Regions from separate parts of the Homo sapiens genome. Here region 2 is linked to region 1. A link is an interaction called in ENCODE POLR2A ChIA-PET data of the cell type or tissue named here. Cell type or tissue: Caco-2. All regions are shown on one strand. Links, peaks and the distances in the headings refer to the core of each region. The heading gives the core; the rest is flanking DNA. Region 1 overlaps CNTNAP1 (contactin associated protein 1). Region 2 has its middle 5.2 kb from the start of RAMP2-AS1.

The links. ChIA-PET counts read pairs that join two places held together with the same protein. Peaks named below come from ENCODE experiments on the same cell type or tissue, not always from the same donor. Only the 100,000 strongest peaks of a DNase experiment are listed, where the experiment ranks them.
Region 2: POLR2A ChIA-PET joins it to region 1 with 6 read pairs; 9 of 35 experiments call an interaction of 5 or more read pairs at or near these places.

What each region holds. Positions count from the first base shown.
Region 1 is chr17:42,687,817-42,690,724 of GRCh38, forward strand. CNTNAP1 (contactin associated protein 1) reads left to right here. Exons shown (of 24, transcript NM_003632.3): 8 at 1-165; 9 at 646-795; 10 at 1,060-1,231; 11 at 1,705-1,811; 12 at 2,272-2,391. Among named protein-coding and RNA genes, the nearest start is that of CNTNAP1, 6.7 kb to the left of the region's middle. RefSeq lists an enhancer at 1-444. In Caco-2, for the core only: no CTCF peak of the experiment used is centred there; no DNase peak of the experiment used is centred there.
Region 2 is chr17:42,765,017-42,767,924 of GRCh38, forward strand. No RefSeq gene overlaps it. Among named protein-coding and RNA genes, the nearest start is that of RAMP2-AS1, 5.2 kb to the left of the region's middle. In Caco-2, for the core only: no CTCF peak of the experiment used is centred there; a DNase peak (open chromatin) is centred at 1,293.

The sequences.
Region 1 (2,908 bases), core at 196-2,695:
GCCGCCTGGCAGTCTCATTTCGCTTCCGCACCTGGGACCTCACCGGGCTTCTCCTTTTCTCCCGTCTGGGGGACGGGCTGGGCCACGTGGAGCTGACGCTCAGCGAAGGGCAGGTCAACGTGTCCATCGCGCAGAGCGGCCGAAAGAAGCTTCAGTTCGCTGCTGGTGAGGGCGTTTCGGGGGAGGCACAAGAAGAGAAGAGAAGTGTAGAGGATCCCAGGAAAGTTGTAGGCCTGGACTGAGGCCTTTACATTCTGGAGAGGGGAGAGGAGTGAAGGGGGCAGGGCAGGAGGCCCCAGGGTACTGGGAAAAGGTGGGAGTGGCTAGAGGCAGTGAGGAGGCGAATCTGAGGGACTAAGTATTCTTGGAGAAGGGGGAAGCCTGGGAGTCCTGGTATTCTCCAGTTCCAGAAGGCCCCTGGAGATTTGGTTACTCGTTTATAACTGTGCAGACTCTGTGGCAGTTGCTGGGTCATGGATAATGAAGAGACATTCAGAGAGGTCTCCACTGGGTGTGAGAAGTGTAATCACGGGGGCACACAGGCTGCTACTGGGACACAGTGGGGCTGCTGCTTCCCCACTCAGAACATTCTTCTACCCTAGTTGCTGCTTCCCTCCACCCACACCATCATCCATTCTTGTCCAGGGTACCGACTGAATGACGGCTTTTGGCACGAGGTGAATTTTGTGGCACAGGAAAACCATGCAGTTATCAGCATTGATGATGTGGAAGGGGCAGAGGTCAGGGTCTCATACCCGTTGCTGATCCGGACAGGGACCTCATATTTCTTTGGGGGTAAGTGGGGGCCAACCTGACCAGACCTCTGTTTCTGGGTGGGAAGGCTCCATCTAAGTCCACCCAGATGGGGCCACATGGAGAATTTTGGAGGGATCAAGCCCTCTTCCCCTCTGGGGCCTCAGGGAGTGGAAGGTCATTGCCATCTACACTTTGGTTGTAGTCCCCTTTCTTCCTTTATGTCTGGCTCCCCCTCAGCATGTCCCTGGGGGAGGGTCTTTGGGGTCTCCCCTGGGGAGGATCTCACAGGGGTGGTTGCTCCAGGTTGTCCCAAGCCAGCCAGTCGATGGGACTGCCACTCCAACCAGACGGCATTCCATGGCTGCATGGAGCTGCTCAAGGTGGATGGTCAACTGGTCAACCTGACTCTGGTGGAGGGCCGGCGGCTTGGATTCTATGCTGAGGTCCTCTTTGATACATGTGGCATCACTGATAGGTACCCAGAAGCCCCTAACAAGAGATGACCCCTCCAAAGCCCTCTTCCCTGGTCTCCCAGTAGGAATGGCCTCTTTCAATAATCTCCCTTCTCCTTGTCTCTGCTCCTTAGTCCCCTGCTTGGGGATGATTCTTCTTTGATCTCTTACCTCCTATTTCTTCCCTTAAGGTGATACATGCTCAGGATGGAAATGACACATTTGCTTTTGGTCCTAGAGGGGTTTTTTGTGCTAGGGGGATGATAGGGGTAGAATAAGGCATGTTTTGATGTTTTCAGGAAGGGGGAATAGTAGTACTTGAGCCCTGAGGACTGCCTAGTGCCCCTGCATCTGCGCTTATACCCGGCTGGCTAGGCGGGGTGTGTCTCACCGGGTTCTGGGGCTTCAAGGAGCTGGGAGTGAAGCTTGCAGGGATCAGACCCCACTCTCCAGCTCCCAGTAAGGCTCCTTCCCTTGGTCCTGACCCCTTCCCTAGGTGCAGCCCTAACATGTGTGAGCATGATGGACGCTGCTACCAGTCTTGGGATGACTTCATTTGCTACTGCGAACTGACGGGCTACAAGGGAGAGACCTGCCACACACGTAAGCCAGATGTGGTATGGGGGGAGTCAGGGACAAGGGAGGTCAATAGAAGGTTGCTGGGGATCATCAGGCTGCTAGAGATGGCGAGGATGGCCCTTCCAGCCCTCTCGCTTTTTGTTTTTGGTTTTTTTGAGACAGAGTCTTGCTCTGTTGCCCAGGCTAGAGTGCAGTGGTGCCATCTGGGCTCGCTGCAACCTCTGCCTCCTGGGTTCAAGCGATTCTCCTGCCTCAGCCTCCTAAGTAGCTGGGACTACAGGTGCACACCACCACGCCTAGCTAATTTTTATATTTTTATTAGAGATGGGGTTTCACCATGTTGGCCAGGCTGGTCTCGAACTCCTGACCTCGGGTGATGCACCACCCCGGCCTCCCAAAGTGCTGGGATTACAGGCCCGAGCCGCCGCACCTGGCCAGCCCTCTAACTCTCTAACTGCCTTTGTCTCAACCTATTATCTGCCAGCTTTGTATAAGGAATCCTGTGAGGCTTATCGGCTCAGTGGGAAAACTTCTGGAAACTTCACCATTGATCCTGATGGCAGTGGCCCCCTGAAGCCATTTGTAGTGTACTGTGATATCCGAGGTAAGTGTCTCTGTTGGGTGGTGAGGGGGTGAGGGGAGAACCAGGAAGGATAGAGTGGTGGGTGGGGGCCAGTTAGACTAAACAAGTGAGGGTAAAGGAGGACAGAGGGGAAGGGCATACTGAGGAATTTGTAACCTAGCCTTAAAAGTAAATCCCAAGCCAGGCGTGGTGGCTCACACCTGTAATCCCAGCACTTTGGGAAGCTACTCGGGAGGTTGAGGCAGGAGAATCACTTGAACCTGGGAGGTGGAGGTTGCAGTGAGCTGAGATAGCGCCATTGGACTCCAGCCTGGGCAACAGAGCGAGACTTCATCTCAAAAAAAAAAAAAAAAAAAGTATATCCCAGCTTCCTTACCCATTCCAGCTATCTTATTTCCAGCCTACAATGCAGAGTGCCCAGGGCAGAGGTGGAATGGAGCTGCTGGCCACGTTCAGTGGCTCTGAGTTGCAGCAGCGGTGGTGGAGGTGGGCAGGGAGATGGGTAGAGAATGCCCAACTCCAGCCAAAGCTCTGTCCC
Region 2 (2,908 bases), core at 188-2,687, 77 kb after region 1:
AGATAGGAGAATTGCTTGAACCTGGGAGGCAGAGGTTGCAGTGGGCCAAAGATCGCTCCATTGCACTCCAGCCTGGGTGACAGAGCGAGATTCTGTCTCAAAAAAAAGTATATATATTTTGAGTTTTCACCTGAAATACAGGTTTCCTTAATTTCCATGAATGCATCTGTCTTCCCTAAAGGTATATCTACTCCCTTTGTAGCATGTATTTGCCTTCATGCATTTTATTAATATACATCAAGGACCTGCTGGTATAAAACACTGTGTGTGCCGGGCACAGTGGCTCACGCACTCCCAGCACTTTGGGAGTGTAATCCCAGCACTTTGAGAGGCTGAGGCGGGTAGATCACAAGATCAGGAGTTCAAGACCAGCCTGACCAAGACAGTGAAACCCCATCTCTACTAAAAATACAAAACTTAGCCAGTTGCAGTGACAGGCGCCTGTAATCCCAGCTACTCGGGAGGCTGAGGCAGGAGAATTGCTTGAACCTGGGTGGCAGACGTTGTGGTGAGCCAAGATCACGCCACTGCACTCCAGCCTGGGTGACAGAGTGAGACTCCATCTCAAAAACAAAACAAAACAAAACAAAAAAGACACTGTGTGGTGTATTATGTTGGAAAGATAGGTTAGATAGAGTCTGGTTTTCTGCCCTCAGTGGCTTTCATCTAGTGAGAAAGTTGACGTGTACAAATTAACAAACCAAAACAAAAGTGTAATGAGAATCATGCTAGGGATACAAACCAAATGTTATCTGAGTGTGAGGGAAAAAGGGATCACATCTGGCTGAGAAGATCACAAGGGGTGTGATCACAGGAGGGTGACTGCAGAGTTGGTAGATGACTAGGCCATAGCTGGAGTACGTTCTTCTAGGGGAGAGAGTAGAAAGGGAGGTGAATTAGGAAATTATTGCAATAATCCAGACCTGAGAAAATGAGGACATGGGGCAAAGGAGTGTTGAATGGGGTAATGGAAAATAATTATAAAGTAGAGGATAGGATTAAAAACGGGAGGAAGAGGCCAGATGTGGTGGCTCATACCTGTAATCCCAGCGCTTTGGGAGACTGAGGTGGGAGGATCACCTGAGGCCAGGAGTTCAAGACTAGTCAGGGTAGCATAGTGAGACCATGTCTCTACAAAAAAAAAAAAAAAACACAGGCAGGGCGAGGTGGCTCATGCCTGTAATCCCAGCACTTTGGAAGGTTGAGGTGGGTGGATCACTTGAGGTCAGGAATTTGAGACCAACATGGCGAAACACCATCTCTTTTTTTTTTTTTTTTTTTGAGACACAGCATTGCTCTGTCGCTCAGGCCAAAGTACAGTGGTGCAATTTTGGCTCACTGCAACCTCTGCCTCCCTGGTTCAAGCGATTCCTGTGACTCAGCCTCCCAAGTAGCTAGCACTACAGGCATGTGCCACCATGCCCAGCTAACTGTTATATTTGGAGTAGAGACGGGAGATTTCACCATGTTGAGTTGACCAGGCTGGTCTCGAACTCCTGAGCTTAGGTGATCCACCTGCCTCGGCCTCTCAAAATGCTGGGATTACAGGCGTGTGCCACTGCGCCCAGCCCGAAACTCCATCTCTACTGAAAATACAAAATTAGGCCAGATGCGGTGGCTCACGCCTGTAGTCCCAGTACTTCGGGAGGCTGAGATGGGCAGATCACCTAAGCTCAGGGGTTCGAGAACAGCCTGGCCAACATAGTGAAACCCTATCTCTACTAAAAATACAAAAACTAGCTGGGCGTTGTGGTGCATGCCTGTAATCTCAGCTACTCCGGAGGCTAAGGCAGGAGAATCGCTTGAACCTGGGAGGCAGAGGCTGCAGTGAGCTGAGAACGCAACATTACACTCCAGCCTGGGCAACAGAGCGAAACTCTGTCTCAAAAAAAAAAAAAAAAAAAAAAAAAGCTGGCACAGTGGCTCACGCCTGTAATCCCAGCACTACTTTGGGAGGCCAAGGTGGGTGGATCCACGAGGTAAGGGGATTGAGACCATCCTGGCTAACACAGTGAAACCCCATCTGTACTAAAAATACAAAAAATTAGCCGGGTGTGGTGGCACGCGCCTGTAGTCCCAGCTACTCAGGAGACTGAGGCAGGAGAATCGCTTGAACCCAGGAGGCAGAGGTTGCAGTTGCGCCACTGCACTCCAACCTGGCGACAGAGTGAGACCCCGTCTAAAAAAAAAAAAAAAAGCTGGGTATGGTGGCATGCACCTGTAGTCACAGCTACTCAGGAGGCTGAGGCAGGAGAATCACTTGAACCTGGGAGGCGGAGGTTGCAATGAGCCAAGATCGTGCCACTGCACTCCAGCCTGGGCAACAGAGTGAGACTCTGTCTCAAAAACAAACAAACAAACAAACAAACAAATAAGAACTCAGCTGGATGTAGTGGCACATGTCTGTAGTTCCAGCTACTTGGGAGGCTGAGTGGGGAGGATCAGGGATTCAAGGTTATGGTGAGGTATGATTGGGCCACTGCACTCCACCACTGGCAACCCTGTCTCTAAAAAAAATAAAAAAAATACCAACAGACCCTTGATGTATATTCATGAAATGCATGAAGGCAAATACATGCCATGAAGGGAGTAGATATATCTTTAGGGAAAACAGATGCATTCATGGAAATAAAGCAAACCTTTATTTCAGGTGAAAACTCAAAATATCTTTAGGGCATATTGTCCACTTCCCCATTCAACACTCCTTTGCTCCATGTCCTCATTTTCTCAAGCCTAGATTATTGCAATAATTTCCTAATTCACCTCCCTTTCTACTCTCTCCCCTAGGGAGGAAATTAGCAGGACTTGGATAAAACAGGAGGGAGAGGCCAGGGCTGAGGGAGAGGAGAGGTTAGGGGTGACTCAGGCTTTGGACTTGAGTTACTAGGACAATTATGGCAGTAATAAT